Regions from separate parts of the Homo sapiens genome. Here region 1 is linked to region 2. A link is a contact called in ENCODE Hi-C or POLR2A ChIA-PET data. All regions are on one chromosome and are shown on one strand. The core of a region is the stretch at or near the end of the contact, and the rest is flanking DNA. Distances in the headings are between cores, read along the strand shown. Region 1 overlaps RAB11FIP4 (RAB11 family interacting protein 4). Region 2 holds the start of EVI2B (ecotropic viral integration site 2B).

Region 1 (5,838 bases), core at 3,214-5,713, 180 kb after region 2:
GGCTAATTTTTGTTTTTGTTTTTGTAGAGATGGGGTTTTGCCATGTTGTCCAGGCTGGTCTTAAACTCCTGGGCTCAAGGGTTCTGCCTGCCTCACCTTCCCAAAGCGCTGGGACTACAGGCATGAGCCACCACACCCAGCTGAAGCATCTTTATCTGTTCGTGCCTGCTGTCTGGTGTTAGCAGTGGGGCACAGTGCCCTGGCCTTGCCAGGCATACAGAACCCCTGGGGCTGGACTCTGTCTTCCTCTGGGTCAGCTCTGCTGGCTCTTGACTCAGGAACTGGGCACCTATGGCTTCAAACACTGGCCTCGAAGATCAATGCCCAGTTACTTCATCTCAGGTCTCATGGCTGGATTATTGGGTGGTCCCATCCATACCAATTAGGCACCACAAGACAGGCCTGCCTATTTGGCAGTCCCACCTGGTGCCTTACTGGATGTCGTACGATCTTTGCCCCTGAATGGTACCACAGTCTCCCTCACCAGGAGGCGTTTCAGGACACGGAGGCTTCCCCATTTCTGTTTGCTCAGCCCCCAGCACATTTCCCAGTACAGGGCAAGTGGTACTGAATTCATTCACCAGATTCTTCGTTGCCTACTTTGTGCCAGATTCTGTGCTGGGCACTGGAGATACAGCAGTGAACAAAACAGACGAGAACCCCTGCCTTCAAGGAGCTCGCAGGATGGTAGTGAGGCAGGTAGAGCAGTAAAACACGGAGTATGGGAGTTGGCAGGAGGAAGAGCAGGGAAGGGGAGGGAGTGCTGGGTTTCAGAGTCAGACAGGGAAGTCCTCACTGAGAAGGTGACATCCAAACGAAAGAGGTTCAGGCAGAGAAAAGAGGAACTGCAAGGGCCCTGAGGTGGGACGGTGGCTGGCATGCTATGTCTGTCCACAGAACTACAAGACAGGATGTGATTGGAGAGCAAGCCAGGGCTGGGGGGACAGGGGACAAGCTCAGAGAGATGGGGGACCACCCAATGCTGTGACAACCCAGAATCCCAGGAGGAGGAGGAGAGGGGACTGACAGTACAAGTGAGACTAGAAATCCACAGGCACGAGCTGCCTTCCATTGCTCTGCCCTTCTCAGAGCCTCCGCGTCGAGGGGATTTGGGCATTGAGGCATTTCTGGAGGACAGGCTTCTGTGGCCACTGCTGCCACAGACTTCCCTGCCCTCAGCTTGAGTTGGGTCAGACGAGCCTGTCCATGTGAACGTGGAAACATTTCCTGCCAGACTATGCTGTTGCCACCACACGAATCAAACCAGCAAAGGGCACGCCGGCGATGTGCATACAGCTGTGTCTCTGACAGCTGCCTGGGCCTGCCTGCTGTTCCCACGGGTCAGCTCCTGTCGGGTAGGGACAGGTCCTGCTCTCAAGGCTCATAAAGCAGCCAGCAGCCTGCCCGTGTTTTCCGTACTCTGGCCTGTGTCACCCAGGCTGTCTCCTCATCTCTTGTCTGATCCTCAAGGGTTCCCTGGCCTCCCTCTTCACTCCCTCTGCCTGTGGCAGGCAGCAGCACAGTTCTATGGGGTCCTAAGGACCCCAGGGAGTCACTCCCACATTTGAGCAGCAACTTTGGGTTTAGTCTGTCCAGGTTAGGGCCCCAGATCATATATATGTGTGTACACACACGTGTGTTTGCGTGTCATGCGGCATTCGGATGGGGCATCCTGTTCATCCACCCCCCTGCTATGGGGTGGCTGAAGGTTGGGGTGCCCTCTGAGTTTTTGGTGGGTGGGGCTTCAGCAGGGTGTCTTGGCTACCTCTCCTGGCCAGCACATGTTATCCTGGGAGGATTTGTAGCTTTGGGCCTGACCACGGTTCCAAGCACCATGATCTGGAGCCCACACTGGGTGGCAGGCTGCAGAGAAGGTGCCCCCAGAAGCCTGGACTGCACCCTTATCTGTTTTCATTTGGAGCTATTTTCTCATTATCTCATGCCAAGTGTCTGACTACACATGGCAGTCCTTCCCCAAGTGTTTGCAGCTTCATCATAATACTGTTAATTGAATGGAATTTGTCATTGGCCAGCTTCTGTGGACCCCATTCAAGGCTGAGTGGATGCTGGGGGCGCCCAGCTGGCCTTGCTCAGAGGGGTCCCGAGCGTCTTGGTGCTTCAGGAGCTGAGCCCCCCTCAAGAGCATTGATGACAAGAGCTCAGATTCTCAGAACCCCCCTGAGCACCCAGACAACCTTGGTGGTTACTTCTTCACTTTTTCGCATGACCTGGAAAGGAGATGAGACGGGGAGGAGAACATAGGCAACCAGAAGGACGTGCAGCCTACAAGGGTCGTATGAAGGTCAGAGGGGTGGCTGTGATGGCCCAGAGCTGTGGGGTCTGAGTGACCTCCAGCCCAGAACCGCCCAGCAGGCCAGTGCTAGTCATGCCAGCACTTCCAAACCCACTTCTTGACTGACCTTAAGAAATGGGAAGTTTTCCAACTGTTGGTCACATTTTTAATTGATCTAACCTGCTTCATCTTCCCAGACAAGTGGGTTCTTTCCCAACAATGTAAACATTAATTCAGATGAAAACAAAGCTCTGTAGAAGTTATTAATATCTGTGGCTCTGCTCATGGGAGCCTTTCTCTTTTGAGGTACCAGAAAGAGGAAGGCCTAAACAGAACTGGAGTGTGGGAGAGTGGGCGGGCTCTCTCTCTTTAGTCATCTGTGGTCACCCCCCACCCCCCTGCGCTGTGCAAGCCTGATACCATGGAAAGGGAACCCACATTTCAAATAGCTGCTGCTGCTCCGGTGAACTTGGGGTAAGGGAGCTGAGGGGTGTCTACCCTCTGCACCAGACTCAAGTCTCCCTCCTAGAATAGGAGCGAGAATAGCAGCAAGTCCCTGCCCCCTGCTCCCTCGTTTTCCTGGAAGAAATGCCTACCTAAGACACAGACACCTGCATCCCACGCTTTGTCACCCAATGCCTGTTTCCTTAAGGAGAAAAAATGGGCGCCAGAAAACTTCTAGGTCTAGATCCTGGCTCTGTTGCTCGCTAGTTGTGGAACTTTGGACAGGCGACCTCACCCTTCTGATTTCACTTTCCCTGGCCTCACTCTTCACTCCCTCTGCCTGTGGGCAGGCAGCAGCATGGTTCTGTGGGGTCCTAAGGACCCCAGGGAGTCACTCCCACATTTGGGCAGCAGCTTTGGGTTTAGTCTGTCCAGTTTAGGGCCCCAGATCGTATATGTGTGTGTGCACACACGTGTGTGTTTGCGTGTCAGGCAGCATTCAGATGGGGCATCCTGTTCATCCACCCCCCTGCTTTGGGGTGGCTGAGGGTTGGGGTGCCCAACAGGTAGAATGGGGTTGATAATAGCACCTGCCTCGCAGGGTGATGGTGAAAATAAAATGAGCCATGGTGATTTAAGATGCCCAGTCTAGGTTCTGGCCTTTACTTAGTTGACACTCGTGGACGGTTAGATGGTTAGAGAGGCAGGCCAGTTTAGTACCAAAATGCCTTCAGAGTCAGGCTGTCTCTGGGTTCAGATCCTGGCTCTGCCCCTTGCTATTGGTGGAATCTTAGACAAGTTATTTAATTTCTCTGTGCCTCAGCTTCCCCACCTGTAAAACGAGGATGAGGCTAGTACCTCCCTCACAGGGTTCGTGGTAAGAGGATGAGGCTAGTACCTCCCTCACAGGGTTCGTGGTAAGGCTCAAATATGTAAATGTATGAAAAGCACTTAAAACTGTGCTTTGGGGTGAGCTGTTATTCTTAGTTCCTGCAGGCTTCAGCTGGTTTGATTGTTGTGACTAATAACCTTCGCACCTAACAGAATGTCTTGCCGGGGAGTGTCATGGCCCAAACAGGAAGGTGGCAGCGGAAAAACTCCATTACTCAAGGGCCTTTGCAAGAGAAGCAAAACTCTACTTCCTCAGCTTCTGTGGGTTTTTAAATCTTTTTTTTCAATTTTAATTTTAATTTTTTTAAAAAAAAAGTAGAAATGAGGTGTTACTATGTTACCCAGGCTGATCTCGAATTCCTGCCCTCAGGTGATCCTCCCACCGCGGCCCCCCAAAGTGCTGGGATTACAGGCATGAGCCTCTGCACCCAGCCAGCTTCTGTGTTTTTAACAAACCTTGCTCGGGCTCTGCAGATACAGATTCTGGGTCTGGGGTGAAGTGACTAGCATTTGTGTGGCAGTCTGTGAATGAGATGTCAAGCAGCTTCCGAGGTAACAGACTTCTCCCCAGGTTCAGTGAGGGAGACTGTACCTAGCCTGTCCTTCCAGAGGCTGCTCACACTGCCAGGCTGTGGCTGGCCTGCCAAGGGGAGGATGGCCCTCCACACCTCGGCCCACCTGCCCTTCACCTCCAGCCAGGGCCTGCCTGTCCATCCACCTGTGCCTAGCTGGAAAAGCTGGCTTGGAGCAGTGCTGCCCATCTGCCACTGCCAGCCCCCAGCATCTGCCTTATTAAAATGCTGAGGCTCTGGCTGGCCACAAGCCCCAGGAGATTTGGAGAAAAGCCAGACAAAAAGGTGCAGGCTGTGCCACCGCCCAGCCACACTGGGTGACTGCCCTTGGTAGTTAACCACAGAGTCATCCAGCTTGGCTGCCCAGAGGTCTATAGCTCCACTCAGGCGAAGCTGGCTAGCCTGGCCTAGCCTGGCTGGTTAGGTGGGCAGGACAGCCTCCACTTGACTGATTTTTTTTTTTTTTTTTTTTTTTTTTGAGACAGGGTTTCGCATTTCTGCCCAGGCTAGAGTGCAGCGATACAATCTTGGCTCACTGTAGCCTCGACCTCCTGGGCTCAAGTGATCCTCCCACCTCAGCTGCCTGAGTAGCTGGGTGCACCACCACTCCCGGCTATTTATTCATTTGGTAGAGATGAGGTCTCACTATGTCACCCATGCTGGTCTCAAACTTCTAGGCGCAAGCAATCCTTCCACCTTGGCCTCCCAAAGTGCTGGAATTACAGGCATGAGCCACCATGCTTGACTCGTCTGACTGATGTTAGGCAACCTTGAATTGATGGTCTCCTGGTGAAATGAGGGTTCTTGTTGACAAGGCAGGTCTGGCCAACACATTTTTGTATGATTATCTGCACGATTGCATCAGTTATTAGCAAAGAAGGATTTTATAGCAGCAGGTGTGTGCTCATGTGCTTGTGTGGAGTTGTTGACTGCCCTTCACTGCACACACACAGTCTGCGGAACTGTGACTGAATCCCTGTTCCCTACTCACACTTACATGGTATTTTCTGGGATTCTAAGGCACATTCTTTTTTTCCTTTCCTTTTTTTCCATTTAACATCTTAAATTGGAATGTGTCGCACATTTGCGGATTATTATAATTTGACAGCGCCTTTTTCTTGGCATACTTGAAATAACGGTGCATTGTAAAATCAGAGGTGTCTCAGATTTAATGAAATAGAAACTAGGTAACCTCTGGGGAACTTATATAATTTGTCCAGTTCCTCCAAGGATGCAGGTGGAGCCACCTTGTAGTGGTGGCAGATTATATGAGGGGACCCTGATGTGGTTCAAGGGGACAACCTTGGATTGGGCTTAGATTCCAGCTTTATGGCTCGCCAGCTGTGTGGCCTTGGCAAAGTAGAGCGACCTCTCTGAGCCTCGGGATTTTCCTCCCACCACATATGAATCGTGGCTCCACAGTTGTCATGGCTGTGTGCAAGGCAACATTCCCTGTTTCTCTTGCTGGGTATCATCTAAGGTCTGCCCCGTTCCATCTGGGTTAAGAGGGAAAATGAGGGCTGGGAGTGGGTCACTGGCCTTCCCAAGGGAGCAGAGGGAAACTGGTGTTCCAAGGGCTTCTTGACTCAGTTTATAATCCTTGGACATTACTCTTCTTCCCTCGTCCTTCTCCCCCTT
Region 2 (5,970 bases), core at 774-3,273:
TAAGTTTACTGAAAATTTTGTGGTGATTTTTTTTTTAAAGCTTGGACATTGAAAGGCATCAGATTTATGTTTCTCAATTCAAACTTAATCAGAATTAAAGTTTCCTTCTAAGTAGAATTATGTGGGAATTAGCTGGAAAACACAGGCACTACTAGTAAACTTTAGATTTGGGACTAACCCTTTAAAAACATGTATGGGACCAGGCGCAGTGGTTCCTGCCTGTAATCCCAGCACTTTGGGAGGCCGAGGTGGGCCAATCACTTGAGGTCAGGAGTTGAAGACCAGCCTGACCAACATGGTGAAACCCCGTTTCTACTAAAAATACAAAAAATTAGCCAGGCGTGGTGGTGGGTGCCTGTAATCCCAGCTACTCAGGAGGCTGAGGCAGAAGAATCTCTTGACCCTGGGAGGCGGAGGTTGCAGTGAGCCTGTGAGCCAAGATGGTGCCGCTGCACACCAGCCTGGGTGACAGAGGGAGACTCCATCTCAAAAAAAAAAAAAAAAAGTATGGGATTCTATGACAAAAACACACCATAAGGATCGATGGGAAATTTTTTAATTTTATGAAATATGACAGTGAAAAAAATTTAATATAATTTTATGACTTTATGCATAATGAAATAAACTAAATATTAGAAGTAGAAAAATATATAGACAAGCCTAATCTGAAAAAGAGATAAATATCTTTATTTTCTGACTTCCACAGTAATTACTTAGAAGAAATCCTTCTAAGAGAAAGTCATGAATATTTATTAAGTGTTGAAATGGGATATCACCCACTATGAACATATTATTCCCTGAAATTACAAGTCTATGTAAAATACTCTTTGCAGTTTTTATTTGCCCATTTTACCCACAGCAAGCATCTTTTATGCATATTAACAATTTTCTATTGTTTATTCTATAGGTTTCTTCTATCTTATACTATGTTCTAAAGTCTCAGATAATGTGACATAAACACGTAGATGATATTAATATACGCATGCATGTTTGATTATTGACTAACATTTTTGGCTTAGTAAGCTTTTAAAATGAGCCATAATGTTTTCATGTCATCATTATTAAATATAAAATCTATATGTAAAAAATAAAGCATGTATAATAATAATAGTCAAATACCACATCTGATTTCTTTTTCTTTCTAAATTAAGTGAAAGTGACCATTCTTACTATGCAAACTAAAGGGGATACAAAAATTTTAATTTATGCATTATATTATGTACAGGAAAATTCTATAAAAAGTACATTAGAACTTTTAACAATTAATATTTTGGAGGTTATAAATTCAGTCATAGCCTGTGGAATCTAGTTCTATTTCTAACCCTTAGCTTTATCTGCCATGGCTATAGTTTCTTTTTAATTCTAAAACTAAGGTTAACAAATATGATTGTGGCTGGGAGCGGTGGCTCACTCCTGTAATCCCAGCACTTTGGGAGGCGGAGGTAAGCGGATCACCCAAGGTCAGGAGTAGGAGACCAGCCTGGGCAACATAGTGAAACCCCATCTCTACTAAAAATACAAAAAAATTAGCCAGGCGTGGTGGTGGGCGCCTGTAATCCGAGCTACTTGAGAGGCTGAAGCAGGAGAATTGCTTGAACCCAGGAGGTGGAGGTTGCAGTGAGCTGAGATCGTGCCACTGCACTCCAGCCTGGGAGACAGAGCAAGACTCTATCTCAAAAAAAAAAAAAAATATGTGTGTGTGTGTGTGTGTGTGTGTGTGTGTGTGTGAGATTAAATAAACTTAAAAGGTCTTATACAAACCTAGGTGAAAATATTTTTCTAAGGCAAGCTGAACTGAGTATTTTTTAATTCTATGCAACAAAACCACAAAAACCTGTTATAGACATCTTTAGACTATCAGAGTTTAAGTTTAAAACACTAATGACAGTTTTTAAAATAAATTTTATATAAAGCAAGATCAAACCAAATTGTGTGAAAATTTTCTTACCTCAGCTGTTAACTTCTTTTGCAGAATGCTAAATTCTTGTTCTAACTGGACATTTTGGTGATTTGGCTAAGAAAGGAAAATGGGTGGTTCAATTCAGATTTAAAATGTTCCTCTAGCAAACTGAAATAGTTTCTGTAGAAAAAGAGGAAGTTTATCAATAGCTGGTTCCGGAAGTGCAATAAACCACAAAGTGACTAAGAAATATATTACTTTAACAGAACTTATTTTGAAATACATTTTGGAGCCCTATGATTTGAGTGCTTTTAATTATGTAAATAAATATTTGAGATACTCTAGTAATATGATTATGTAAATTAAATATTTAGGATGGAGTCCCGAAGAGAAAATTACATGTTCTAAGAAGAAAAGCTGCCAGTTGGGTTATCACTTACAGTGAGATTTCTTCTCATAAGAAGTGAGTGATGTGTTCTGTTTACTTGTATGACCTTAGGCAAGACTCTGCACTTCTGAGTCACCGTTTCCTCCTCTAAAGGAATATTTTATTGGGTTATTGTGAGGATTAAATAAGATAGCATAATATAACATGTATAAATGCCTCACCAACTGCAGGTAACCAATAAATGTAATGTTATTTCCTCATAATATAAAAAGTCCAGGGTAAAAGTATAATTACATTATTTTGCAAATGACAGGATCTCATTCTTTTTTATGGCTGAATAATACTCCATTGTGTATATGTACCATATTTTCTTTATCCATTCATCTGTTTATAGACACTTAGGTTGCTTCCAAATCTTGGCTGTTGTGAATAGTGTTACAACAAAAGTGGGAGTGCAGATGTCTCTTTGTACAGTTTTCCTTTCTGTTGGGTATATACCTAGCAGTGGGATTGCTGGATCATATGATAGCTCTATTTTTAGTTTTTTGAGGAACCACCAAACTGTTCTCCATAGTGGTTTTACTGATTTACATTCCCACTAACAGCGTACGAGAGTTCCATTTTCTCCACACCCTTCCCAGCACTTGTTATTGCCTGTCTTTTGAGTATAAGCCATTTTAACTGGGGTGAGATGAGGTATCATTGTAGTTTTGATTTGCATTTCTCTCATCAGTGGTGCTGAGTACCCTTTCGTATGCCTGTTTGCCATTTGTATATTTGTAATTAAATTATTTTGACCAAATATTTTACTAGTGACTTTTGAGTTCAAGTTCTCAACTATTTATTTGATTACCCACAAAGTAGTTACTTCTCAGTGGAAAATAAAATAAATTGGGGATCATTTTTTAAATAAGAAGTTAACTAAAGTTAACTTGTTACTAAAGGGTAATGAGGGGTTGGGGAGATGGTGTTACCAGTTAATAGGTACAAAAAACAATAGAAAGAATGAATAAGACCTATTTGATAGCACAACAGAGTGACTGTCATTAATACCATAATTATACATTTTAAAATAACTAAAAGTGTAATTGGATCCTTTGTAACACAAAGGATAAGTGCTTGAAGGGATGGATACCCCATTCTCCATGATGTGATTATTTCACGTTGCGTGACTGTATCAAAACATCTCATTACCCTTTAAATATATACACCTACTATGTACCCACAAAAATTTAAAATACAAAAAATTTTTAAGTTAACTAAACAAAGTGTATTGAAAGGAGTGAGTCCATCTGAATAAAAATTTCTTTGAGTAAGTCACCTTTCCTCTCTTGAAAAATGGAGATCATAATTCCTAATTTATAAGCTTATTGTGGAATTAAATAAATGTAAAGTGCCTTGGATGATGCATATTATAGTAGGTACGGAATGTGTTAACCCATGCACTGCTTTTTCCTGGTCACTGCGGGAAACACAGGTTATTATGACCTTGTTCTTAACTTCAGGGTACTTATAGCTTGGTGCAAAAAGAATAGTTTTTTTTTATGGGCTCCTACTATAAAGCATAATATAATCAAATGCTATAAAGCTTTTGATTCACTGGTTTTTGGAAGTATTGTTGTTTTTACGGACAGGGTATTGCTGTGTTGCGCAGGCTGGTCTTGAACTCCTGACCTCAAGCAATCCTCCTGCCTCAGCCTCTCGAGTAGCTAGGACTACAGGCACATGCTACTATGCTCGCTGGCTGGCTTATTTATTTATTGTAAAGATGAGGCTCTTACTTTGTTGTGCAGGCTGGCCTCAAACTCCTGGCCTCAGGTGATCCTCCCAGGATTATAGGTGTAAGCCACTGTGCCTAACCTGATTCACTATTTTTAAATCCCTGAATTAAGCTGGTGAACTGTAATACCCAGGGGTAGGGAATGTGTTTTTGTTCAAAACTAAATGACTTTTAAATTTTGAACTCAAAGATATCTTACCTACCATTTTAAAATACCTGTCATTTGGAAAGGAAACACTTCTGTTTGTTCAGTAACTATCATTGGATAGTACCATTCTGAGAGTATATGTTTAATAGCCAAGATAGTGAGTGGTGAATTTTAAATATTCTTTTAAATATCCTTGTGGTAGAAGCTCTCTGGTGAGAAAATGTTTGACCAGTATGTTGAATATGAAAGTAATTTCCTATTTTTATGATGATATTAATTTCTTTTAATTTTCTCTGACACGTGTTTATTTATGACCCTTGATTCAAGGAGTGCTTTGTGTTACTCCTGGATGTACTGGTGCACAATCTCAAATTTTCAATTTTTGCACAGAATGGGAAGTCTGCCCAGTTTCATTTCTAATCTGGGTTATTTTTCCCCTCAAAAGATAACCTGATTTCAGTCACCATGACTGGCATGAATATTCTCATGCTTTCCTTTTTACTTTGTTAACACTTAACTTTATCTGGAATAATATTGTTATGATTTCTCGTTTAGAGAATAGATTTGTTTTTTACAAATTGCTAATAAATTGATAATAAAAATGATGCTTTATTTTTTTCCTCTCATTTTAATAATAGCTAGACGTTTGAATTTGATGACCAAGAGCAGTTATCACCTTGAGAGTTACGTAAAAATTACCAATGCTTAGAGTTCACCCCATTCCAGTTGCATCAGAAGGAAGACATGGGAATTAGGCATTGGTGTTTTTTAAAAACTCTTCAGGTGATTCTGACATGCAGCCAGGGTAAGAATCACTAGCTTAGAAGGGAGAGTAAGATTGTAGTCATACTTGGGAAAAAACATATAAAAAATATTTTTAAAATGGTTACTATATTGCCCGAAATAAATGCCCAGTAAGGGATGAGATTTTTGAAATGTGGCCTGATCTTAGCCCTGTGTTAATTTCAGTAGATATTTGGAAAGTCTCTCAAACCAATTTTTGTAATATATTTAATTGAAGATGGGGGGGTTCTCAACTTAAATGTAAGTCATTATTTTACTTGAAGCCAGTTTCTTTAAAGGTTAAATTATAACCTGAAGTATGCAGTTTTCCAGATTTGAACACACACACACACACACACACACACACACACACACCCCTAATAAATCATTAGGCTACTTGGCATCCTTGAAGTCCAAAAATTAATCAACCTTTGGTACTTGTTGTTAATGTTCCAGTAAGTAGTATTTATAGAAAAGATGAATATTATTAATCATAAACAGTGAAACATACTTTGCGTTTACACTTAGCCTATTGGTGTGGCTATAAATCTTATTTATTTTAGTTGTGCTCTATTTCTTATTGATCTTTACAATGTGTTCTCTAAAGTAATAAAGTGAATGCAAATATACGTGGTCACAGGTTTATTCTGAGTTTTAATTTATTATACAAAAGTAAAGGTTTTAATTTAATATTAATAGTAGAAAAACACTTTCTTACGTGTGCCATATGGAAAGATAAAGGATCTATTCTAAAATTAGCTGTGTTGGTTGATAAGCTGGTGTGGATTCTGCCACATCCAGCAAGGAAGATACCATTAAATTACACAGTTTAGCTCTCTCTATCTATGCATTAGGAATTTGACTTCCATTTGATGTTAAAGCATATACTTGGCTTTAAGGACACACTAAAACTATTCAAAGTTTAATTACATTCAGACAAAGATCATCTAACCACTGTTGCTACATAGGGA

What was found. A loop is a pair of places that touch in the nucleus more often than their neighbours do. ChIA-PET counts read pairs that join two places held with the same protein, here RNA polymerase II (POLR2A). Pooled maps may share reads with other maps.
Region 1: a map of CD14-positive monocyte shows a loop between it and region 2 (5-fold over the local background). The contact joins the enhancer-like site here to the promoter of EVI2B in region 2. A Hi-C loop is called at or near these places in 10 of 168 maps with a recorded cell type or tissue (B cell, CD14-positive monocyte, CD4-positive, alpha-beta T cell and 4 more), 32 of 37 single-sample maps with no recorded cell type and 18 of 50 pooled maps. POLR2A ChIA-PET finds 5 or more read pairs at or near these places in 17 of 52 experiments (B cell, CD4-positive, alpha-beta T cell, CD4-positive, alpha-beta memory T cell and 11 more).

What each region holds. Positions count from the first base shown.
Region 1 is chr17:31,490,715-31,496,552 of GRCh38, forward strand. All of the region lies in intron 3 of RAB11FIP4 (RAB11 family interacting protein 4), which reads left to right. Among named protein-coding and RNA genes, the nearest start is that of MIR4724, 41 kb to the right of the region's middle. Within about 2 kb of position 4,464, at least 18 of the 41 ENCODE cell types and tissues checked have a DNase peak (open chromatin) inside an H3K27ac peak, as active enhancers do; they include B cell, CD14-positive monocyte, CD4-positive, alpha-beta T cell and 3 more, where a contact is called at or near this core.
Region 2 is chr17:31,312,031-31,318,000 of GRCh38, forward strand. It overlaps EVI2B (ecotropic viral integration site 2B), which reads right to left and starts at 2,024. Exons shown (of 2, transcript NM_006495.4): 1 at 1,949-2,024. The region is part of intron 36 of NF1 (neurofibromin 1); the gene reads left to right. EVI2A (ecotropic viral integration site 2A) reads right to left here. Exons shown (of 2, transcript NM_014210.4): 2 at 4,380-5,970.